Regions from separate parts of the Mus musculus genome. Here region 2 is linked to region 1. Evidence: chromatin loops called from intact Hi-C (ENCODE). Cell type or tissue: left cerebral cortex. All regions are shown on one strand. Links, peaks and the distances in the headings refer to the core of each region. The heading gives the core; the rest is flanking DNA. Region 1 has its middle 59 kb from the start of 1700041M19Rik. Region 2 overlaps Usp25 (ubiquitin specific peptidase 25).

Region 1 (12,576 bases), core at 2,904-10,903:
AAATAAATCAATCTTTAAAAGAAATTGTCTGAGCAAATCGTCAAATCGGCTTCCACCCTCCATATACAAGATCAGCATACACACATAAGTGGCTCATAAATTTAAGGGTGTGGTCCGTGGAGGCATGCGATTGGAAACAAAAGAACTTAAGCAAAAAGAATGCTTAAACACAGGTAATAAATCACATGAATAACAATGCAGGGATGAGTACAGAATGGTAACCATAGAAAGACCTTGCCCACACAGCTAGGTTTTCAAAGCTGTCACTAATAGCAGTGGACATTCATTTAGTAAGAATGTCTGGGCTAATGTCCATATCTGAATGGAGAACTCAGAATGCTGAGTGTGGGAGAACACAGAGGGTTTTTTTGTGTGTGTGAAGGGAAGCAGAATAAGACAGTCTGGGTGATGGGAACATGAAGCAGTTAGTAAAGAGAGGTAGAGACATCGATGGAGATAAGATATGGGGCACAACAGCCACAAGGAATGCAGTGGGGTAGACTGAAAACTCTGCAACCTGTTGAGGGAGAATAGTTAGCGACTGATCTAGCAGGCTCACATTCCATAGGCCCGAGATTCCAGGACAGTAGCAGCTAATCCCCACAAAATGTCATCTCTGCTTAATTCACAGTCTATTCTCAAGGGCTTCCCTCAACATTTGACGTCGGACGCCATAAATTATCTGCTGTTATTAAGAGTCATACACATGTACTGGATTTATTGATGTCTTCAAGATAATTAACTTCTGAAATTGGAGTTCAGTACAGTACAAGGGTACCAACGACATGATACATAGCAGCGTAGTGCACTGTCTTCCAGAGGTAATGTTTGCAAGGTCGTTCAACAGCTAGGGTTGCTAATTTCCAGGACACTCACAAAGGAAATAATTAATTTCTTAATTATACCCTCTGGCATAATTCATGGCGAGTTGCTATACTTTAAAAATATTATCTGACTCAGAACTTACACTTCTACATGTTATTATTTCTGAATATTAAAGATAAGCCTCTGTGCTTTAAATGTATATGGTTGAACTTTTATGTAATAATAAACTTTAACATTTAGAATTCAGATTTTACTTCAAGTTCCTCCTGGAAATATATACTGTACCTTCAACTGAACTGTTCCTCGTAAGTTAGAATTTCTGGAATTCTATTAACTTAGCAACTCAACAATTATTTCTGGGGACCCTTCATAAATTTATATGGTTATCTAGGGTTTTGTTGGGGAGTACTCAACAATTAAGTTAAATTTGAGAAGCCTATACCAACTCATGGGTCCATTTAATTTTTACTTAATCATCTCTATTTCTGTTAAACTCTGTAAAATCTGTTTTAGAAATATGTCTAGTAAACTTCAACTCTTCTTCAAAATGAAAATGGATGAATGAAATGATTTTGAAACCTAGGCAAAGAATTTTTTGTTGGTGATTCTTTCAAATATGTTTGCCACTGAATGAGAATTATATTAGAGTCTGTTTTCTGTACAAAGGGACCTTATGATTTTTTAAAATTTAGGTGTATTTTAGGTGTATTGCCTTAGTGCATAATCTCATCTGAAAAGTGAAACCAAAATTCAAGTAATTAGGAAAAAAAAAAACCCTCAATCACTAGCCAAGCATGATCAACAATTTCTCATTGAAATACTATTGATCATTAAATTTGCTCAGATTTTAAAGGTCTTTTTAGGATGAAACTTTAATGGTTTGGGGAAACAAAGAAAAACTGAAATCCATTCTTCCCATTTTTACCAAATACATTCTCAATTACTGAGTGCCTTAGTTTTTCTTTTAGTTTCTGTGATAAGATACCCCCTCCCAAACAACTTGATGGGAAAGCTATTATTTTAGGCCACAGTTCCAGGTTACAGTCTAGAAGGGCAAAGACGTCGCGCCATCTGGAGCTGGAAGAAGTCTGTCATATAATGTCCACCACTTCAAGACAACCAGGGATAGACGCAAGCTCCTCGACCGCATCTCGGCTTTTCTTCCAGCCTGGGGACCAGGGTACAATCACATCTGGGGAGGGCATCCTCCCCTTTCAAATTACACAGTCAAGAAAATCTCTTACAGGTATGGCCAGAGACCCATACACCAGATAATTCTAGATTGTGTCAAGGTGCCCATTAAAATTAACCATCATGCTCAGGGAAAAAGAAGATTTAGAAAAATAACAATTTTCAAATCCTTTTCCTGTCCTGCTAGATGAAAATTCGAGATTTTTATCTTTTCTAAAACTTAGGTTTGCAATTCTTCTTTTTTTCTTTCTATTTAAAGCTACAAGCTTTTATAATCATTCCGCCTTCCTCGCTTCAGTGAAATCCCATTCTATATGCTCTATTTTAGACTGCGTTACTGCTCTGAAACTTAAGGAAGAGCTTGTGGGTGCAGCCTCCACATGTCCTGTTCTAATACTATTCCCCTCTAATTAGATAGTTTGATGTGCCTGGAGTGTCTTTTTCTTCTTTTCTTTAAGTAGCACCTTATTTTCAAATGTGTAACAAGATGTACAAGGTACTCAAATCTTATTAAACTTGCAATTAACGGTGAAAGTGAAATTCCTTTTAATGTTCTATCAAAGAAGTAAAGAATCATAAATACAGCGAGAATTATTTGACTAACTGTACTAAAGTATCTTAAGGAAATCAGAGTATATAAGTAGTTAAAACATGAAGCAATGGGATTGAGGGTTAATTTTATCCAAAGCTTTAGTTTTGTTAATTATTAGAGGACGTGTGTTTATAAATACAAATTTTTAAAGATTTATTATTATTTTGGGTGTGTGTGCGCACTTGAGAGGGGGAGGGAGAAGAGAGAGAGAGACAGAGAGAGACAGAGACAGAGAGAGACAGAGAGAGACAGAGGCAGAGAGAGAGAGAGAGAGAGAGAGAGAGAGAGAGAGAGAGAGAGAGAGACCCTGGAACTGGAGTTACTGGCAGCTGTGAGGTGGATTGTGAGTCACTGTGCGCTAGTTATTAAATTCATTTCCTCTGTCAGAGCAGCAAGCACCCTTGCCTACTGAGTACTACCTTTCCAACCCTAAGTAAGACTTTTTAAAATAACATATATGAGCGAGGTGCAGGGAATTAGAAAGCAATCTACTTGAAATAGCCTCTGGCTCTTTCCTACTTCCAGGTTTTAATATCCCCTAGAGTTTGTTCTGAAAAAATGGGAAGAAGGTTGAGAATATATTCCCTTTTGAACCACACATTGTCTTTGCTTATTTCCGTGTGTGTAATACGTGTAGATTTGAGTATGCATGTTTGCCTCTTTTTGCCTTTCCCCTCTCTCCCCTCTCCCCTCTCTCCCTTTCTCCCCCTCCCCCTCCCTCTGTATGGCTGATGTTGGCTATGTTCTCTGAATGCTCTCCACTTAGGCAGGATCTAGTGTGTACTCTACGCTCACCATTTCTCGCTAGTCTAGTTGGCTAGCTTCTTCCCCTGATTCCTCTTTTTTGCCTACTTGAGTGCAGCTGCCATAGCTACGAGCTCTTACTGAGTTCTGAAGATCTAAACCTTAGTCTGCAGTCTGGGGGAGCTTTATTCACCAATTCTTGTCCCCAGACTGAACCACACATTTGAAAGCTTAGCTTGAAATAGTTTTTATTTTGATAATTTCCTCTGGTTATCAGTGTTATATGCACATTACTGTGTTTCTATATTTTTAATTCCTGCTCTAATATTTTTAAAAGATTTTATTTTTTGTTAACTGTAACAGTACCTTTTAAACAGTTAAAAAAATCAGAGCTGGGCATGGTGACAATTCTGTGGTGACAGTTGCAGCTGGACAAACTGCAGTGCCAACACTTTAGAGGCAGGAAATCCAGAGTTCACACCCACTGTTGATTATGTAAGAACCTGCTCGTGTAGGTACAGCAAGATGGCCTAATGATCTGAGTTCAATTCCCAGGTCTCATTATATTGTGCAAGTGACGAGAGAAATTATTCCCAGAAGTTGTCTAATTTCCACAAGGGCACTGTGGCATACCCCATCTCTATGCTAAGTACATTCACAACTGTAAAATAATGCCTGTGATGGAGAGTTATATGTTATCTGGAAACAAACTAGAGTCATGAGGGAAGAGGAGGGTCAGGCCATCCCTGGGCTGGGTTTTATCAAAAAGCGGTCTGAGCAAGACATGAGGAGCAAGCTCACAAGGAGCACTTCTCCATGGCCTTAGCATAAGCTCCTGCTGCCAAGTTCTTTTTGTGTTTGAGTTCCTCTCTTGACTCCTTCAATGAACTATAATGCAGACGCATAAGCCAGAAAAACACTTTCTTCCACAGCTTGTTTGTGATCATGTTGTTCTGCCCCAGCAATAGAAAACCTAAGTAACATAATGGTAGTCAGGAAAAGAGCAAAAATGTCAAAGAACGACACTCAACATGCTACCATTCAGGTACAACTACATAATTTTGACATAAAATCTATGGATTTTCTAGATTGAATTAATATGGTACAGTGTCTTACAAACTTTCTGATGCCATGCAAGACTGTGATAAAGTACGAATATTTTCCAATATATCCAGATTTTTGATGCTGAACTTCTTCTTGGGTGTTTAACATTTGATATTATTACATAGGTATATGCTATTTTTTGTGGATGGTTATCTTAGTCTGGTCACCCTGCTGTGACAAAATGCATCAGCTGAGTCATTCATCCACAGCTTGGTGAAGTGCCACTTTGCTTAATGTCTTCCTTGTTTATTACATGACCAAAGTGCCAAACTAGTTTGCTCTACAATCCTGGTCCTCTTTATTAGGAAATTATCTCAGTCATGAAGGCTTTGTCATCACAAGCTAAATAATTCCCAGAGACCCCATTTTCTCATGTTGTCATGTTGGCGATCAATATGACAGTGTGTGAATTTGGAAGAATATAAATAGTTACTCCCTAGCAACAATTGTGTGTGTATCTGTGTCATGTGTGTGTGTGTATTAAACTATTGTGCATCTCTGTGGTATAAATGTTTGATGGCCAAGAAACATATAGCCTTTTGTCATTATCTGTCTCTAGTGGAAGAGGATCCGTTAGTGGAGAGGACAAAGACAGCTTGTACCATTGAATCACCTTTATCTCTTCTTTAGTCTTAGCTGCACTACAACTACAAGTTGAAACTTTCTTCATCTGAAAAATAGGGAGAACTACCTAGCCTACTGGGTTTTATTAGTACACAGTATACTGTGAAGACTGGATGTAAATATATTGTATGTGACTGACTAGTGTTCAGTACTCAGTTGTCCCAGGACCCTTGCTATATTGCTAGGTCTGGAAGCTGAAACCATCATACCCCTTTATTTTAACAATAGTTTCATGATTTAAATAAGCTCTTCCAATGTATGGGTAAGAGTCTAGCATGGAGACTAGCAAGTATCCAGCATGGAGCTAACACAATTTCCTGGTTACTGTGAGATGCTAGCAGGAGTAGTTAAAACAAACAAACAAAAAACAGTTGTTTCTCTCTAGGAGAAATAACTCCTAAGTTTCCTAAGGCTCATTCATTAGGAAACTTTCTTGGAAAAGTTTCTTGATTTTGATTCCTTTTCTTTTTAAGTTACCTAGATGGTAATGTTTTCCCACTCAAATTTTTGTGTGTCGGGGGGCAGGGGGCACAGGTTGATAGCCAGTGTTTTTCTCAATAACTTCACCTTATCTATTAAAAAGATTTATTTATTCTTATTGTATTTGCATGAGTATTTGTTTGCTTGTATTTATATGCCTCTCATGTGTGCTAGGTAGTCCCAGAGGTCAGAGGGCTCTGTTGGATATTCTGAAACTGGAGTTACAGAGGGTTATAATTTTCCATGGGTTTCAAAGATTTGGTGAGTGGTAGGAATGAAACCCAGGTCTCTCAGCTAATGAACGACCTAGCCAGCCTCTGCATTTTATTTTTTGTGATAGAGTCTATAAATGAACATTGACCTCACTGGCTTGCCTAGACTCACTGGTCTGTAATCCCCAGGGATCCTCCTGTCTCTGCCTTAGCGCTCGCTATAGGACTATGGGTGTGTGCCTATGCTTCTGGTTATGTTACTATGGATTCTGAGGATACATATCAGATCCGCATGCTTTCATGGAAAATCCTATGCCCACAGAATTTTCTCTCTAAGCTTAATTCTGTCTTTGTGTGTATGTGTGTGTGGTGGGTGTGTATGTGTGATGTCACCGACAGTAGCAGTATAAACATTATGGAACTGACTATTAATGTAAAACAATACCCACGTGCTGGCTATCCAGCATCTGATCGAATGTTTCAGCCTCTCAGCGAATGCATCCAGAGGCCAATTCGCCAACTGAGATTGTAGTCTTTGACTCATTTATTAATTTTGTTAAAACTTTCCACTTTGTCTTTATTATTTATGGAACAACCTTCTTGTCTTTGCCATAGTTATTGTCGCCCTTGCCCCACATTCATTTCAGCCCATCCAGGAGTAAAGCAGCAGGCTTCATTCCTAAATCATCCATGACATGTAACTAAACTAATGTCTTGTTAACCTGCATATCTTCAACCGAGAAAGAATCCGTAGGGGACACAAGGACTGTGAAGACAGAGGAGACATAACCTTCTGGCTTGTCAGGTGCACTGAAACCCACACCTAGTTGAACAAACAAAAATAGATGACCAAGACCATTAGTCACTTGATAAATATGAAAGACGCATGTGTAATTTAAGCCAGGTGTATTTCAAGGCATCTTGGCATGGATGTGATCATTAGGATATGGTTTGTGGCTGTCAATATGTGTCATTTATTAAAGTAGCATTCATCAGCATTGACACACTGTATGCTCAATAAACCAGCAGATGGTGTGTGACAATTTCTTCAAGGTGACATCAAAAACATTCCATGGAATCCCTTCTTGTTTCTTTCAGCAAGAATATTTCAGAACATATTTTCATTTGCAAAATAAGAAAGATAGCAAAAACATTTGATGGAATTTTGTGTGCTGTGATGTGTGAACGGGAAGGACTGTCTAAATCTGCCGACTTGATCTGTGTGTGAAGTGCGACGGAATTTATAGAACACAGTTCGCCAAAGCAGAGGAAATTATAATGCAGAGGAGAAACGCAGCAGATTATCGTATTGGAACCTGGCACGTTGCCCACCCAAGCAGAAGCTGAATGAGATCAGTGGAATTTGAAGATGAGCTGAAAATGGATTTTAAATATTTTCTTATTTCACAGAGGGAGCCATACACAGAGAAACATACACAGAGAAATTGCAACGTCTGCAGTCTTAACTGGGAGTAAGAACAAGTCAGAGATGTTGACAATCATTAATGTTTGGTTTTTAATTGAGAACCACTAGAGTTCACCAAATAAAGCCCAAATGGTATAAGTGGAATACATCTCCTTCACAAATACATAAAAACAAAACGTTTATAATAGAATTCTAAGGCATAAGTTAAACTCACTAGCAATGGAATCAACACATACAGCTACTTCAATATAAGTGATTAGCAGGTTCAATGAGTAGAAGTACTTTTTTATTAAGAACAAAGTCTAGACTATATAAAATATCAGGGAAATATATTATATAGTAAACATGGAAATATTGCTGTTTTTCCAGTGATATGAATAAATAGTGTCATAATTTAAGTGACACAAAGTAATCTTGCGGGAAATTTGCCACTTCCTAATTAATTTTTCCTGACTTAAAGCTAACTGGAAAAATGATAGAAAGTTCCTGTGCAGCTGATAAAATGTTTTCTGTCACCATCTGCAAACAGGCCAGCGCCTCATTCAGCATATTGGTGAAGGCCTTTGAGGAACCTTTTGCTTTTGCAAAGGCTTCATCCACTTATTGTCAGACAGAGGGCTGTTTCCCATCAAACAGGGCATGTGTTTTCATGATCTCCTGCAAGCTTACTGCCCAGTGATGGGGATGCCTGGGTGCTGCCACGGACAGTCCAGAGTTCTCTCTTCCCAAAGCACTGAGACTCAGAAAAGGTTTTCCATCATACCAGGTCTTTATAACACCAGGATATGCTTGCATGCTGAGAGTTGCTCACATTGAGCGTTGAACGCACAGATGGCCCATGGTTTGCCTTTTTAAAAATTATTGTTATTAAATACATTGTGTCTTTGACTTGAGCCGATTCTCCAACCCTTATGTCAGATTTTTAAATCATTATTTTTAAAATGGTGTTTTATATTCCTAAACTGCACACAAGAATGGCAAGCATAGAGTCTGTGTACCATGCAAACTGGAAATATGCCAGTGAGCATGCTCGCAGCCAACCATTGAAATGATCACAGTGGGGATGGGGGGGGGCAATAGAGGAGTTAGAGAAAGGACTGAAAAAGCTGAAGGGGTTTTCAACCCCATAAGAAGAACAACAATATCAACCAACCAGAGCTCCCACGGCCTAAAAAACCAACCAAGGAGTAACGCATGGAGGGGCACATGGCTCGAGCCATATATGTAGCAGAGGATGGCCTTGTCAGGCATCAATGAGAGAAGAGCCCTTGGTCCTGTGAAGGCTCTATCCTCCAGAGTGTGTAAATGCATGGGTGGGGAAGCTGAAGTGGATGGGTGGGTTGGGGCATACCCTCATAGAGAGAGTAGGGATGGGATAGGGGAGTGGTTCTGAGAGTGAAATCGGGAAGGGGATAACATTTGAAATGTAAATAAAATATCCAATACAAAAAAAAAGATAGCAAAGAATGGAAGGAAACCCAAACTAGTTGGTGGTATTTGTGTAGGCAGAAAACTTCTGAGTGTGGCAGACAGGGATGGGTGTGATTAAATGTGACTTCTGCGAGATTTCTCTAACTATTACCATTTTAATAATGGCACTTGGAAAATTTGAAGCCTTTCTCAGTCTCTCAGAGAAAGGAAGACATCCTCCCAATGTGAATTGTATAATCGTATCCCTTAAACAACCCAACAGGAGAAAATGTTGTTATAGTAACCATGCTACCGAGGCTTAAAGATACCAAAACATCTCTCCAAAATGCAGATACTCACGGCTCAAGGAACTGGTCTGTGCGGCATCATTTTGGTTAAACAGCATAAGAACTGTTGTTTGCTGTGGCAATTCTCTCCTCTGCTTTATGTTGCTGTCATAGCAAATGAAAAGGGGAAGGGATCTTTTATTTTTGTTATTCTGAATATATTTGTATATAAATATCTCATATACAGTTGAGAACCTAAAAACAAAACCAAATTGTCCCTGGTATCAGTGGCAAAACACTATAAATCCATTCATCATTTTAGTGCAAAGAAACCCTCTGAATGTGATGTACTAAGGTAGAATAAAACACAGCTTCTGTGTACTTAGAAAAGGTAAATTCTGCCAGGTATCCACACCAAACAGAACAACTGAGATGTGCTTCCGGGCCACATCGTCTCAGACTGTCAGTCAACATGAGGCTGTGGAAAACAAGGACAAGGTTAGGTTGAAGGCTGAAGGCTGACAGTGCACAGTGCAGTGAGAGTTCAAGAGACAGCAGGAGAACCTAGTGTGAAGACAGTTTGCACTTTCTCTCCCCTACACAACAGCATCGCTAAACAGCATCGAGGTAAACTACTCTGGACAGGAAGTGTTTTATTATCTGGTTTATGTACTCAACAGTTGCTATGGCTAATTAGTAGTTTGTAATAACATGTGTACACGCCTCAGATGGACACACTTTAATTACTGTCTGTTAATGACTGTCGCATACTATAAATATACAGAAGTTACTCTGGAAAGTAACTCGACTGCTACGTGTACACACACACACACACACACACACACACACACACACACACACACACAAAGGAGCATTTCCTCCCTTTTGAGTTTGCTTTAGTGCAGTTCTGTCTTTGATGCTAACACACACATGTCCCTTAGTTACACAGGAGATAAAATACGCATAATGCTTGCACACTAAAAAGATACCGAAGCACTTGCTTTGCCCCAGTTGTAGCACTGTACGTGAATACTGTGTGGCTTGATTAGTGTCTAAAAGTTAATTCAGTGGAGAAGTAGGAACAGCAAATTGAATTATTTGTTATTTTGGTAAGTGCTTACTTCGGTTTTCATGAAGTACTTTACTAAGTCTGCGTAATTAATGGTGCTTAAACTTCAAACTTGTTCTTTTAACTAATTTTTTTTTAAATTAGAGAACAAATACAGAAAACAGAAAAGGCAATGCCATAACCCATTACAGTTTTTCTTCGTTTAAAAGTGCATTAGGGCACAAGCAAATGTATTAATTCATTATCACTTATCCATTTGGTATTGTAACATTTATAAAGTTTTGTAATTGACATGGTCATATGAAATGTAAAGAGAAAAATACACTCCACCCTCTACATTTCTTTACTGGAGATTTTCTTGAGCTCAGGAATCTTTTTACACACACACACACACACACAACTCTAGGGGAGGAGATGGCTCAGTTCTCTTACCACTCTTAAGTTTAGAGTCCTAGCACCCATGTGACCAAAATAATATTGGGGACGGATGAAGGAGAGACAGAAAGATCGCTGCGGTTTGCTGGCTGCAAGCCTAGCTGAAAACACCATCAAGTCTCTTGCGGTTCTGTTCTAAGATTATTAGGCGGAGAACAATAAAAGAGAGATGCTTGATCGTCCTTGGCCCTCTGAATAGATAGGTATAAGCAGGCAAATGAATCAGACACACACACACCCCACAACACACACAGAGATGCACACACAGACACATCAAAATACAGAAACAACCCTGCCCCCTCCCTCAAAATCTAAAAATATTGACATATCTGGAAGGAGCTCTGTGGGAAGCTAAAAGGCTGGAAGTTCTGACTTCCTGGCAGCTGGGACCCTATTTTACCTCTTCTAGCATCTTCTTCCTTAGTAAATATAGCTAGTTATACAACGCAATCTTTTCTTTTTTGGAACTTATGATGTCATCAGAAATGGCAAATGTGTGCCAGCACACATTAGGGGGAAAAAAAAATGAAGTGCTGTTGTCTGAGCACTGAAGGAAAATGCTGCCAAGTGTCTGAGGGAGGGGACGGTGAGCATTGAAATTACAGTCGTCGCAACATCAGTCACAGAGGACTATTTAAGGTGTCCCTACCTCGTTTCCCACAAAGAGTTTATACTAAAGGAAAGATCCCAGTGGGGGAAGGAATAACACATTTCAGGAAAGATACCGAGGAATAACTTATTCTTCAGTCCTGATCAGGAATAAGAGTCTATGAACTTTCTCTATCAATTTTTGTAAATACTATTGAATTGTATTTTGAAGAAGATCTTGAAAACATTTTGAAAATAACTAGGATACCAAGCAATCCTAATAAGACACCTTTCCCCCCTTTTATCTATGTCTTTTGTCTAGCTGTGCTGGGAAGGGAACTCAGGCTGGTTCAAACGTCAGGCAAACACTGTTACACTGAGCTGTACCGCAGTCTAATGACCCTAATTAAAAAAAAATGTTAAATCCACCTACATATCTTTTCGTGTCCAAATGTGGGGACATAAAGCCATGCAAAAGCCTCAAATCCAATACTTGAGATGAATTTGGGACAAAATTGCCCAAGGGTGGGGGGGTTGAATGCTCCTCCATTTCCACAGCTGATGGGTGAAAGTTACTGTCCTTGGAGAAACCCAAAGCTCAACATGTCCCAAGTGCCATGGTTAAGTCTCCAACAGAAAACCCACCCCCTGTGATCACGCCCTGCCCACTGCCAGCCAAGCATGCTTTTAAGTGGGCTAAATGATCCTACCATTCTCTGTATAGAAAGCAGGCTCTACACACACAAGATCAGGGGAAATGCAATGCACAAACTGTTCACATTGAGAGCTCCTTAGAACTCTCAGAAGCTGCCACTCTAAAAAAAAGAAAGGAAGGAAGGAAGCATTGCTCTTGCAAGGGAATCTTTCAAATCTTTGGTTTCCAGCACTGAAATTGGTGGCTCATTTGTAACTCCAGTTTTGGGGAACCCAACGCCCTTTGGCATCTTCAGGCAGCTACTTGCATTCATAATTAGCAATCAGACAATTTGGGGAGATTTGAGTTATATTATCTGTCTATTTATTTCTATACACCCTAATTCTGCAAAATTATTCATTCATTAAAGACATTGATACTACATCTGAGGCCCAGGCTTTTATGTTTCTTACTTCTGGCTCAGAAAGCTATGATTACATTTGAGGTTGGAAGATTTTTCAGGAGAGTGTGTCTTATCCATTTGCTTATGGGATTTTTTTTTTTTACTTTTAGTAGCCTTACTCCACTCTGGACACTTTTGGACTTCTGAAAGCAATTCTATTTCTTTCTTTTTTTTTTTAGGTTATGTCTTTTTTTTTTTTTAATATATTTTAACGAAGACCAAAGTGTGGACACTTTGCCCCTTCTTAGAATTGGAAACAATCACCCATGGAAGGAGTTACAGAGACAAAGTTTGGAGCTGAGACAAAAGGATGGACCATCTAGAGACTGCCATATCCGGGGATCCATCCCATAATCAGCCTCCAAACGATGACACCATTGCATACACTAGCAAGCGTTTGCTGAAAGGACCCTGATATAGCTGTCTCTTGTGAGACTAGGCAGGGGCCTAGCAAACACATAAGTGGATGCTCACAGTCAGCTATTGGATGGA
Region 2 (12,576 bases), core at 2,417-10,416, 78 kb before region 1:
CAAGTTCCACTTGTCAGGTATTTGGGCAGGGTTAAGGGAAGTAGCTAGTAGCATGTTCAGCTTACAGTGATGAAGTCAGTAGCTGTGGTTCCCAACACAAGGGACTTCTTGGTAAGAGAATCAATTCATTACTAAATCCCTTGAGAAATCAGAAAGGCTATCAGTTGGGGTTTAAATGTCCTATTTACTCTATCACCTAACTTGAAATGTAAGTTTGTGAAGAAGAAAAACCGCTTACACTTAAGGAATGTGGACAAGACTTAATTGATCTATATTTCTCAAATGTAAAACAGGGAGGGGGTCTCCTCCAAATGCACATAGCCAAGTGATGGGCTACACCCTCACCCTCACCCTCCACCCTCCATCCTCGGTGATCTCCTGGGAAAGGAGTGGGTTGGTCAGGTATTTATCAGAATGAAAGAAAGACGTGCTCCTAAGAACTGAGGGACTGCACAGTGCTGCTTCCTCCAATGACAAGATGCACAGCTCTGTATAAACTCCTGCCAGCATCCTTCTGGCAAACAGGACAAAGCAGCAGCTCCCACCAGAGCAGCAGACACAGCCTTAGTCAGGCACCGGCCGATGGCTGCTGTAGCTCCTGTTTCCAGCCTCTCCACACGCCGCTGTGTGATTTGGAGTGGGTTACTTAACGGTTTAGGTTTCGTCATTTTCAAAGTGGGGAAATGGAAGTATTTATCTCTTGGAAATATAAGACTAAATGAACAAACCCACATGAGGAACTGAAACGCAGGTTGTTGCTATCATTGGTGATATTTGCTCATAACCATCAAAAACTTTAAAATCGTAAACTATCTCTGGAAATTAAAGCTCTCTAGCTCAGAATCAGGGACCGTTTTGACTTTTTCTCTCATCGATGAGTTACAAAGGCTCCCATCTATGCCTGTGACTAAGGTGATAAAAATGTTCCATACAAATGAGCTCAAACTACAGTTCTATTTCAAGCATACACTTCATTGGCTTCATCCTTCTCCCTGTGAGCTAGCCACGGGATTTGACTCATCTGAGCAGCTCCATAAGGAAATGAGAGTGTATCTAGGATACAACCAAATGGCACGTTGGCTTTGATGCACACGCTACTGAAATTTGAGGTGGAATATCCTTACAGCATGCTTAACTAAATGAAGTTATCATGAGCAACATGATAGGTGAAAGCAATATATATTTCTCAGTCTCAGAAAGAAAAAGAGGTAAGCTGTGGGCCCTATTGCTTCTCTAATTTGTGTTCCTTCTTCACATTGTATTTTAACCCATACACTGAACCGCAGTCATATACTAAATCATGGTTGAAAAACATTATTCATGAGCACTGAAATTATGCCCTACCATTCTGCAGAAAAAGTATCTGCTATAGAGGGGCTACACACCACTCCAAGGTAGCAGGAATTACTTGTTTACAATTGCAACACACAAAATGAGGCTCTCGCTTTATAAGAGACTGCTTTCCCGTCTCTACAAATATATGGTTTAACTAATACAGTACACAAGAGAGAGAAAAGTACGCCGCAGATGTAAGCTGTAAGCTAAGGCCATACCTTCAGGGCTTGTTGGAGTATCTGGGCGTCATTAATCCCAGTAATTTCTCTCAGCTGATTCAAAAATGTCTGCTGGTGCTAGAGGGCAGAGAAGAAATCAGAATTATTACAGTAGAAACAATGAACCTATTTTGTTTTTCTTTTTTAAGAAAAAGAGAAAAAGAAAGAGGAGAGAAGAGAAGAGGTAAGCCTTGGAAGACACAGAATAAAAACACCACTCTTTTGAACAAGGAAAGACACCACATATCAGGGAGCCCTGCCGCAACTCTGACGTTTCTCTACAGCTGCCTTCTTTAAGACAGGGCATTACTATGTAGCCCTGGTTGACCTGGAACTCGGTGAAGATCAGGGCAGACCTTGAACTCCCAGGCATCCACCTGGGATTAGAGGTGAGTGCCACCACGCCTGGACTCTCGTTTTTCATTCCCAGCTTCCAGAGTTTCCCAAGCAGCTTCCGAGCTCACAGTTTTCAACCTGTCTTCATCGTCTCAGATCATGCCTCTGCAAGAATCTGAACCTGTTTGAGCTGGGCGCACTCCTGGGATGGTTAGGAGATGTGCGTGTATGTCACAGGCTGCCTATGAAACCAGCGAGTACATCTCAGGGTCCAAGGATGCAGCCAATGACAAGAAGACCCCCTGATCCTCCAACCTCACTGCCATAAAACAGCCTCAGTAGAACTGGTTTGGTCCACTTCAGTCACTTCCCTCCACAGTGTGTGAGACTAGGGAATTTCATAACCTGGACGGCACAAGATTCTACTACCAGTGCTTGCAAAGATCTTCAATCAGCAATTCCCACTGCATGCCCTTCTATTTTATTTCTTAAAACCTGATTCTCACAAACTGTGGAACAGCACTATGAACTAAAGTACAGAAAAAGTAAGACAGAAAGCAAGCCTCATTGCTACAATAACGTGGGTCTCTTGATTTATTACTTCAAAATGGTTTCTCCTTTCCCCTTTACCAAATCTGAGGGGAATTTGCGGGTAGTCTTAATTAACTACTGGTCGAGAGTATGCTGAGAAAAGGAGTATTTACAAAATTTCAATCTACAATGAATAAAGAGAAAAATTAGCTCTGTACTGGAAACTAGCAAGCCCCCTCCTTAACCAGGACATCTAAGTTACTATGACTGGTGACAAGACAAAAATGGCAGCATGCACCTGCTGACACACTGCAGCCTGGAGCTGTGCAGGTTTGACACAAGTACAAAACCTGAATTTAATCTTGAAGACTGACCAGACAACCTCAAGCAAGCCATCCAGAGCAAGTGAGTTGTTCGGTCATCATTAAGATGCCTAGACCACCAAAAACAAAGGGTGAGTCTCTTCCAGAAGGGAAATCCAGAAGTATTGCCCCACAACGCAACAAGAGAGGCTGGGTGCCCTGCAGAGTGTCAGTGCAGGTGACTGGAGAAGCAAAGGAAGCTGCTCAGTGGATGACAACATATTAGTCACGTTCCTGAATTGGATTATAGTAGGGGAACATCATCTTCCTTAGAAAATACCCTTGAAATGTTTAAGTGACAGAGTGGTCAAAGTGTACGCCACCCACAGGAGATTCTCAGATGCTTCCGTTAAAAAAAAAAAAAAAAAGCCATGGAAGTTCTTTGCATTAATATCTCCAAATCTAATTTCCCATAAGAGTTCTAGAAAACCCAGCCTGACATTAAAAAGTTCTTTAAGACTTCTTCTGCTTGCCGAGCAGTGGTGGCACATGACTTTAACCCCAGCACTCGGGAGGCAGAGGCAGGTGGATTTCTGAGTTCAAGGCCAGCCTGGTCTAGAGAGTGAGTTCCAGGACAGCCAGGGCTACACAGAGAAACCCTGTGTCAAAAACAAAACAAAACAAAACAAAACAAAACAAAACAAACAAACAAAAAAAGACTTCTTCTGCTTAAGGTCTGTGCAGATTAAAGTGTCAAGCCACTCACCCATTCAGGAGTTCAGAAAATAATTTTCTGGTAGGCAAAATCCATTATAAAAGTGAAATCAGAGATGTATGAATTCTTTCAAAGAAAAGAGAAAACTCAGCAAAGAGAAGCAGCACTACAGCAGATACTGTTAGGCAATGGTGGATTACTCACGCCATCTAAGAACTTCATTCCCATAAAAACCTTATTAAGGAACCAAGACGGCAGCACCTAATAATACAATAGATGTTAAGATACAAAAGAAAAGTATGTAAAGGCCAGGAAGTACACAGAAGTTTCATGAAAGCATCAAATGGACAATCTACAGGTTGCAATAAGAAAAGTCATATTTCTCTTTAAACCTCTCCTATTGATTTGTATTTGAAAAACTGGAGTAAAACTGACAGTGGAATCAATACCAAAGATTAGAAATTAAGTATATATTTTTAAAAAACATACAGGACTCTTTTCTATAATGTAAAACTTAGTTTAGTCACTATAACATGCTAAGAAAATGCCACAAGCCTATTTGCAATGTACAGGGCCTACAACCTCAATATTTTATTTACATTATTTTTTTAATGGCAAATTATTTAATCATGCATCTCAGAAAAATTATTGAACATCCCAAGGAAATTTAATTATTTTGTAGAAATGTTCATGTCCTTGAACCAAGAAAGCGGCTGTCACACATTAATGTTAACGAGATGACCAAATACGCATGGGACATTATAAAGACCAACATCCCACCGGAGACTGATTCCAGGAAAAATGTGCCTCAAATGACTTTATGCAAATCAACCTAGATGCAGTATGAACAAGGCAAACGCGCTTTTATTTTAATAACAAATGCAATACAAAGATGCTAGGAAGGGCCCATCCCAAACAGTACATAAACACCTTGGTGGTACTCCTTCCTTCCTTCCTTCCTCTAAAGACTTATTTCCCTATGGCAAAGAAGATAGACGTTCAACAGTGGTACGATCGAGGGCAACACACAAGCAGAAATGGGATGTATTTGGAGGGTTGGAAGTGCCTTATGGTTCCACAGATGCCTCACTAGAAGATTCGGGGAGCCCACTTAAGCCCACCCGCCACCCACCCCCTGCCAAATGGGGCAGACGTAGAAAAGAGCCATTCAGCCTGCCTGTAAATCAGTGATCATGATAGCACCGTCTTGGTATGCAACCAAATACTAAGGTGATTTTTATGGTACTAGTTGGCTGACACAGAGTTCATTAAAAAATGCAGAGAAATCATGCAGAGGACTTTTGCTGTATATCATAAATGTTCAGTGTTTTCTTTTTTTTTTTTAATGAGCAGTCAGTCTGACACACTGCCAAAGAACCCTGTTCTACCATGATTCATGTTTTCACAAATTTTGACTGGGAGTGAAGAGGAGATAAGGGGGTGGGGACACTGGAAAAGGGGAAGGAGGTGAGAAAAAAAGCTACAGACAAGGTTCTTAGCTAAACTGACAAGAAATAGAGAAGAGATCGGGGGGTGGGGGTGGGGGATACAACAGAGAAAACTCCAGGAGAAGTCGCCTGGTTGCAACACTGTCCTCTTTGTCATTAGCCCACAAGCTGTGCTCTCATCTTCTGTAGCTCTGTCCATATTGCTGATATTTCTGCAGTGATCATGATCCTGGTTTGTCTGGTAAGGCCTGGACCTTCCTTCGTGTGAGAGTTAATCTTTTCTGTCAGCCTGACTGGCTTTAGAATCACCATGGAAACTAAATCTGGGATGTCAGCGAAATATTTTCCAGATTAACTTAAAGGAGGTGGAAAGACTCACCTTAAATGGTCAGTGGGTACCATTCCATGGGTTAGGGTCTTAGACTAAATCTAAGAACGAGACAGGAAGCTGGGCATCTGACTGTGGACACATGTGACCAATCAACTCCTCTCCTTGTCACCAGACCTCCTCTGCCATGATGAACTGAACCTCTGAATGCTGTGAGCCAAAAGAACCCCCCAGCCCCTGCCTTATGTTTTGATGAAGCAGCAAGGCAGGTAACTCAGACACTTCACACTTCCCAGATTTGTCTCTGATAAACTCTTCTCCTCACTACAAGCATCCTGCATAGGAACCTCTGCTTCCCTAGCAAGTTCAGATGCAAGGTGGACTCGCTCCAATTGCCTATTTCTGGAGCCTATTGTTGAGTCCCAGTGGCCTCCTCTGTATGGATTTCTTAGGTGCTATAGAGCAGAACATAGCGGCTTCTGTTTGTTCCCACCGCCGGGCCAAAGAGCAAAACAGAATTCAATAGATTTGGTGGTTTGTGGACGCCACAAAAATCAATAAGCAAAGATGCCAAAATGCACACACACCTTCAAGCTCTGTCCTTTATTTCCACTGCACAATGACATCCTGCTTTTCTACAACTGCAAAATATAGCAAGCAGTTCCAGGATAAGGAAGCAAGTGGGTTTCAGCACAAATCCTTTACCTCACCAGTAGACTAGGGAATGCCAGGCTTTTTTCTTAATGTTTCAGAAAAAAAGTGGAATCACCCCTGGAACCTACCTATATGGAATACGGGGGCCAGAAGAGAAGGGCAATAGACACTGGTTAAATATTACTAAGTATGGATTGGAACATGCTTGTAGGACTCGTAGTTCTGTGTTAAGCTTTACTTAGTTACATCTCTGCTGTAAATATCCATTTGATGCTCTTTGAATGAGTCAAACTACAGAGAAGAGACCAGAAAGGCAGAAGCCTCCCTTAGGGTTATCAGTCTCAAGAACCATCAGCCAAGAAGCCTTGGCTCTTAGAAACCAGATAGATGGTGTCACAGCAGCCCAGCTTTTCTGGGCGTTTTACGATTACTCTGAGAACACGACAACAGCTGCAGTGTGACCAATACAGCCACTGCTGCAGACCTGCTCCAGGTATGAGCACCCCAGTCTGCCCTAGCCTCAGAAAGCAGCACTCTCTGCAAAACAAGCCTTCTGTTAACTCAGGCACTGACCCCAGAGCCATTTTCATTCAAACCAGGGAGGGATCGTAAGCAGACAGCTTGATTAACACAGATGTCAACTTGCACTTGCAGGAAGCACAGCATCCTGAGTGGGGCGAACACCTTGCTACAGAGGGCCAGCAGATAATAAGTAGGCTTCCTGGCTGCCTTCCTGAGTGAGTCCCTCTCTGCTGCTACCAGCTGGTGTGGCTTGAGAGCACTTAACAGGGCTGGAGTTCTCAGGGCAGTGGTTCTCTTTGAGCCGCTAACACAATGTGGTGGCAGCACGAGAAGGTCGGCTGCAGAGTTCCAGAGAGCAGCCAGGGACAGAAACTAAGTGAGCAGAAGAGGCCAAGACAAGCCGCAGTGCAGTCTCTGCTCACTGGCGGGATTCCAAGGACATGGAAGCTTTAGGAGTCAAGAATCCCAACACCGGGAGCCCGAGGGCTGGAACACTACCAGCAGTCAACATCCAAGGGTCCCAAGACCATAGGTCTCGGTGCTGTAACGGGAGCCTATTCGGGGCCTGAGGACCCACCATGCACAGCCCACCCGAGAGTTCTCACACTGGCAGGAACTGCCTTCTGGTGTCTGCTCGCTCCGCTCACTGCAGCTGAAAACGAAGGATTACAGCAGCTGTCAAATGTTGGAGCCACTCGTGGCTAAACCAGAACTGCAAGCCTCCAACCTGCATTTTTAAAATTAAGAAAAAAAAAAAAAAACAAAACAAAACCCGTTGGGTTTAAAGCCTTTGGGTTCAATAAGCCCTAGCTAGCTCTCAGGGTTTATAGTCTACCAGTGTAGACTATGCTGGTCTTGGGTACTCAAGGGCTAGGGACAATTATCACTAGAAAAGTCTCTCTTCACTGCTCACATCTAGGCAGGCAGAGTAGGGTGGCCCCAGTCAGCTCCCCAGTAACTTAAAGACACCTTAGTTAACATCAAGATAACTGCTGAGAATGCAAAAGTGGGAATGGCTAGCGGCAGAGGGGGTGGGTAAATTGTTCACTGTGCCCTTGTTAGACAAAATATTGGTTTCTAAATGCCTCCGGTTCATAAACTTAGCATGTGCTCTCTTCCCCAAGAAGTTATTCTCACGGAAGCTCCCTGAAGTCTCTTCAAGAGATTAACAGATGCAGACACAGGAATAAAAACAGGTCTTGGAAATTCAATAGCTACTGTCTTTTCCAGATCTTTCTCCCCTCAGTCATTAGCAATGATGTGAAAAATGAAGACTCTGAGCTTAAACTAATTATGTTCACTAGTTATGCTCACGTGAAATACTCAATGATAAGATAATGATAAGATAAAAAGCAATACAGACTATGGCAGGAAAGGGATTGTACTAACACTTGAGTGACTCTTTAGTCAGCCACTGCGTTTGTCAACTCAGTTTCCAAAATAAAGAAAATTCAGGTACAAAGAAAAGGAACTCACAGGTCAGTGTCCCCTCAAAGGTGGCTGCGGCCAGCAAACTTTAAAATGACCAGTAGAAAAAAACAAGTCTTCAGGTTTTCTGAGAATAAAGACTCAAACCTCAGATTACAGGCCAGCCACTGAGTGGGAGGCTTCTAGCTTCTGCTCTACAGACCCCTCAACTCTGCCACTTTAGGGTACGGAACCTGAGTGCATCTCCTCTTCAAATGCATTCTGCATCTGCTGATAACTGCAAACCTCCATAATGGGATTCTGGTGGTAATGCTGTGTCTCCTGCAGCCCTTCAGCCATGCCTTCACACAGAAATCTGACAGTAGGCTGGGAAGCACTTGTGGAACAGCAGAAATAAAACAAACACCAAGAAAAGAGATGAGTTGACCTATAGGAAATCACCAACACCAACAAGAAGTCAGGAACATAGCTAGTCCTAGATAAATGTAAGTTTCCATCCTTCTCACCCAAGAATTCTTATCCGCACCTGTCACCCAGTCCCTCAGTCCTATCTGCAATACTCCACAGCATTTCAGAAACTCTCCACCCCTACTAGGCCACAGATAAAACAATCGTAAGCCGGCACTGTCAGTACAAGTCTCCCAGTCACTGTTATTACACAGCGCTAGAACCAAAACTCCTACGGAATTTAGGTACATTTTGAGGCCAAATACGAACCCTACAGGAACAAACATGGTTTCTATGGGAACATCATTCATATTCAGTTCTAAAAACCAAACTGGCAAAGTCTTTTAGTATACACTGTGATTTTAAATTAGAGTACTTACATTCTAGAAGACACATAGGTAAACAAAATTTGGAGAATCAAGTCATATATTTTACCTTCCATATCTGTGGTTTAAATAAAATAAGCATTTAGCTAGTTCTGATGTAAATAAAGTTCTCCTGTTATGTATGTACTTCAAATTTCTTTCTGTGTTTGGTTCATTGTTGTTTTCTTGGTTTGTTTTGTTTTGTTTTGTTTGCTTGGTTTGGTTTTTTTTGGTTGGTTGGTTTTGTTTTTCTTGTTTCTGGTTTTTCGAGGCAGGTTACTCTTTGTAGCCCTGGCTGTACTAGAACTTAACTCAGTAGACCAAGATGACCCGAAATCAAGAGATCTGCCTGCCTCTGCCTCTGTCTCTACAGGGCTGGGATTAAAAGCTATGTGCCACCACTGCCCGGCTTGTATCTCTAATTTCTGCATTACATTTTCATAATTAATTTTCAGTGCAAAAGTAAAGTCCCTTATACTAATGAAATAAACATGCTTTGGACACTGAGAGAGGGTTCAGGGCCTAATCCTTGCCACCTAAGCATGAGGACCTAAGCTTGGTGGTCAAGTACCCACCACAAAGGCGATGCAGGGACCTGGACCTAGTGCCAGGGAGGAGAATCCCTGGGGTGGCCAGCCAGCCAGCCAGCCAAGAGCAGTCAGTAAGAGACCTGCCTCAGGAAATTAAGTAGAAACACAGGACGATAGCTCAATAATAATTGTCTAGGCTTCACACACGGACACACAAAGTGAAGAATCAATTTGTTAATCAAAACCCTTGCCCTAGTTGTTCTTCCTCTTCCTGTGAGAAAATATCCCATCAAAAGCAAGTTAAGGAGAAAGGAGCTTATTTTAGCTCACAAGTCCAGGTTATCTTCTATTATGGTGGGCAAGTCAAAAGAGTAGGCATTTGAAGCAGGGAGGTGGTCACATCCAGAGTCAGGAGGAGGGAGAGAAAATGGATGCATAGATATGCTTTCTCCCCTCGTACACAGTCCAAGGCCCAAACACAGGGAATTCTGTGACTCATAATGTGTGGACCTTTCTCACCCATCTCAAAGGAATAAAGATTATCACCACCCCAAAGACATGTCCAACAGGTCAACTCTCAGTGAAACTCTCTTTCCGGGTGATTACAGATTATGTCAAGTTGAAATCAAAACTAACCAACACTATTTTCAAAGCAGAACTTTCAAATTAAAAGGGTCTCATAATTCCTCACAGCTTAATGTCACAAAACAATTCCTTAAAGCAAATCCAACTTTTGGTCCTATTAATGACATAATGGCTAACTATGTACAGGCATGTTACTGTGCACTGTGTAAAGATTATCCTTGTATTATCCAAAGGCTGATTTCTATGACCACCATGCCCTCCCCCCCAAAAAAAACCAAACATCTCATTGCAATCCTTATTCTGAGAATCTCTTGTCTCAGTGTTGTGTAAGCTTTGCTCCCAATTACTCCCTGACTTATCAATAAAGAAACTTGTCAGTCAGTGACTGAGCAGAGGAGAGAATAGGGCTGGACTATTCCAGCCAGGGGAGCAGGAGGGAGACACAGGAAGTGGGGATCCCCGAGGAGGAGAAGGTCCAGGAGACACTGTGAGAATTCACCTGGAACAGAGAGAGCCAGATCGATACTAAAACGCAAGTATCTCGAATATTTTGGCTGGGAGGTAACCAGATTAGTTTGGAGAAATAAAATAGATTACTACTGCTCAGTTGTTGTGCCTTAAACCTGTTAAATAAATCTAATAGTCATTTCAATTATTTGGGAGCTATCTGGGTTAAGAGAAAAGCTGCAACCCAGAAATTTGCACTAACATTTTGCAGCCTACAGCAGAGGGTGCTGGATCTCCTGGGACTGAAGTTCTAAGCCGCACTTGAGGTGCTGTGAACTGAAGCCGCCCCTGAAAGCACTCCATACTCTTAGCCAGTGAGTCTTCTCCGCAGCATCTCTTTTCAGTGTTGCAACAGGGTCTCACTAAGCTGCCTATGCTGATCTTCAAATGAATCTGTAGCCCAGGCAGGTGTCCTGCTCCTGGCCCACGCCCTGCTTAGCTGGTCTTACAGGCCCATTCCATGAGCCCTATCTCCTCCTTCAGTTACTCTTGATCAAACATCTGTTCTTGGTGAATTATATAAAGCCTTCCTTACTATAATTTTTGTGTTCTCTCTCCTTTTTTTTTTGTCCTGGTTGGCCCTTAACTAGAAAATGTTCCTGACAGTTTTTTTAATTATTAAAATCTATTGTTATATATTTTCTAAGAAAATAGATCTCAAAACAATTAGGAGGGGAAGATTTACCCTTGAGAGAACAAATGCCTCTGGGAAACACAATCTAAGAAGGTTACAATCTGCTGGGCGTGGTGGCGCACGCCTTTAATCCCGGCACTTGGGAGGGAGAGGCAGGAGGATTTCTGAGTTTGAGGCCAGCCTGGTCTACAGAGTGAGTCACAGGACAGCCAGGGCTACACAGAGAAACCCTGTCTCAACAAACAAACAAACAAAAACAAACAGAAGGTTACAATCTAACCATGTAGGTTGAGCACTCTCCTACAGTACTATTAGGCACTCGATTCAAAATAGACATGGGCTGAGCTTTATAAAGGACCAGGTAATGCAATCATTGACCACTAGTGACGGAACTCAGCCTGCATCCTCCTGTCCTTCCCTGGAGGTTGCAGTGATATACCAAATGTCCCACCCTCGAGTGACACTGGTTAGTTTTTCCCAGGCAACTCCCATCCTGAAGCAATCCAGACTCTTCAAGCACCATGAGTCATCTTCCTAAGGTTAGAAAAAAAAAAGTCAATTCAAAGAGTTTTCAGGACTCTGTGCCAGAAAGCAAGAGAAAAGACAGAATATTTGTTCATTATTCTGCCACAGTTCTAGTCCAGCTATTTGTAGTAAACAAATAATATCAGATCAATTCAGGTTTCTTTGTCCTTGCTCTTCTCTCTAACAATGGAGCTCTCTCACATATTTATAACGTTCCCTCCACTTCAAGCCCTGAGTGCTGTCTCCTCCATTTTCCCTTAGCCTTTGGCTTATCATTTGGGCTCACACCCCCACAGACTACACGTTTTTCATCTGCATAAAACAGAGGAGGAAGAAATGAAGGCAGTCATGACACTGACTGATAATTGTATACTTATGCACAAAGCAGGCATCCAACTGGAATCCAGAACTGAGCTGAAGATGTAGCGTGAAGTTCATTTTGAATATAGAGACTTGGAAGCCGTGGGCCTAAACTGTAAAATACAAAAGGTCTCTAAGATGGAAACCACAAAGTAGGAAGCAGAAAGATTAAATTTTAGGAATGTAATGAACAGAAATACACACACATGCGCACGCGCGCGCGCGCACACACACACACACACACACACACTTTACAGGCTCACCAAATTCCTATCAAAGAGCTAAGAACCTTTTTTGCTGTTTTCTTCCTCAGTTATTCATATTGAGAAAAACAACAATCCCCTAGAAACTTTAATCCTTGAACTTTCACTATAAAGAGAATAAAAAGGCTCAGGATGCTAATGAGAAGGCTCAGTGCTAGGGCATGGTAACACATGTCTATAATCCCACCACTGGGGAGGCAGAGGCAGGCAGATCTTTGAGGGTTCCTGGCCAGTCAACCTGATCTACATAGTGAATTCTTATGTAGAGAGATCCTGTCTCAGAATAAGAAAGAGCGAAAGAGCAAAAGAGTGAAAGAGCAAAAGAAAGATAGAAAGAAAGAAAGAAAGAAAGAAAGAAAGAAAGAAAGAAAGGAAGGAAGGAAGGAAGGAAGGAAGGAAGGAAGGAAAGAAGGAAGGAAAAGAAAGAGAGAGAGAGAGAGAAAGAAAGAAAGAAAGAAAGAAAGAAAGAAAGGAAGGAAGGAAGGAAAAGAAAGAAAGAAAGAAAGAAAGAAAGAGAGAGGGGGAGGGAGGGAGGGAGGGAGG

The links. Peaks named below come from ENCODE experiments on the same cell type or tissue, not always from the same donor. Only the 100,000 strongest peaks of a DNase experiment are listed, where the experiment ranks them.
Region 2: it touches region 1 in a loop (2.4-fold over the local background); 2 of 42 quality-filtered maps call a loop at or near these places.

Annotation. Positions count from the first base shown.
Region 1 is chr16:76,945,489-76,958,064 of GRCm38, reverse strand. No RefSeq gene overlaps it. Among named protein-coding and RNA genes, the nearest start is that of 1700041M19Rik, 59 kb to the left of the region's middle. In left cerebral cortex, for the core only: no CTCF peak of the experiment used is centred there; DNase peaks (open chromatin) are centred at 7,039 and 10,861; H3K27ac peaks cover 398 bases.
Region 2 is chr16:77,022,958-77,035,533 of GRCm38, reverse strand. Usp25 (ubiquitin specific peptidase 25) reads right to left here. Exons shown (of 24, transcript NM_013918.2): 2 at 1,554-1,631. Among named protein-coding and RNA genes, the nearest start is that of Usp25, 15 kb to the right of the region's middle. In left cerebral cortex, for the core only: a CTCF peak has its summit at 6,708; DNase peaks (open chromatin) are centred at 6,580, 6,792, 7,002, 7,328 and 4 more places; H3K4me3 peaks cover 611 bases; H3K27ac peaks cover 2,068 bases.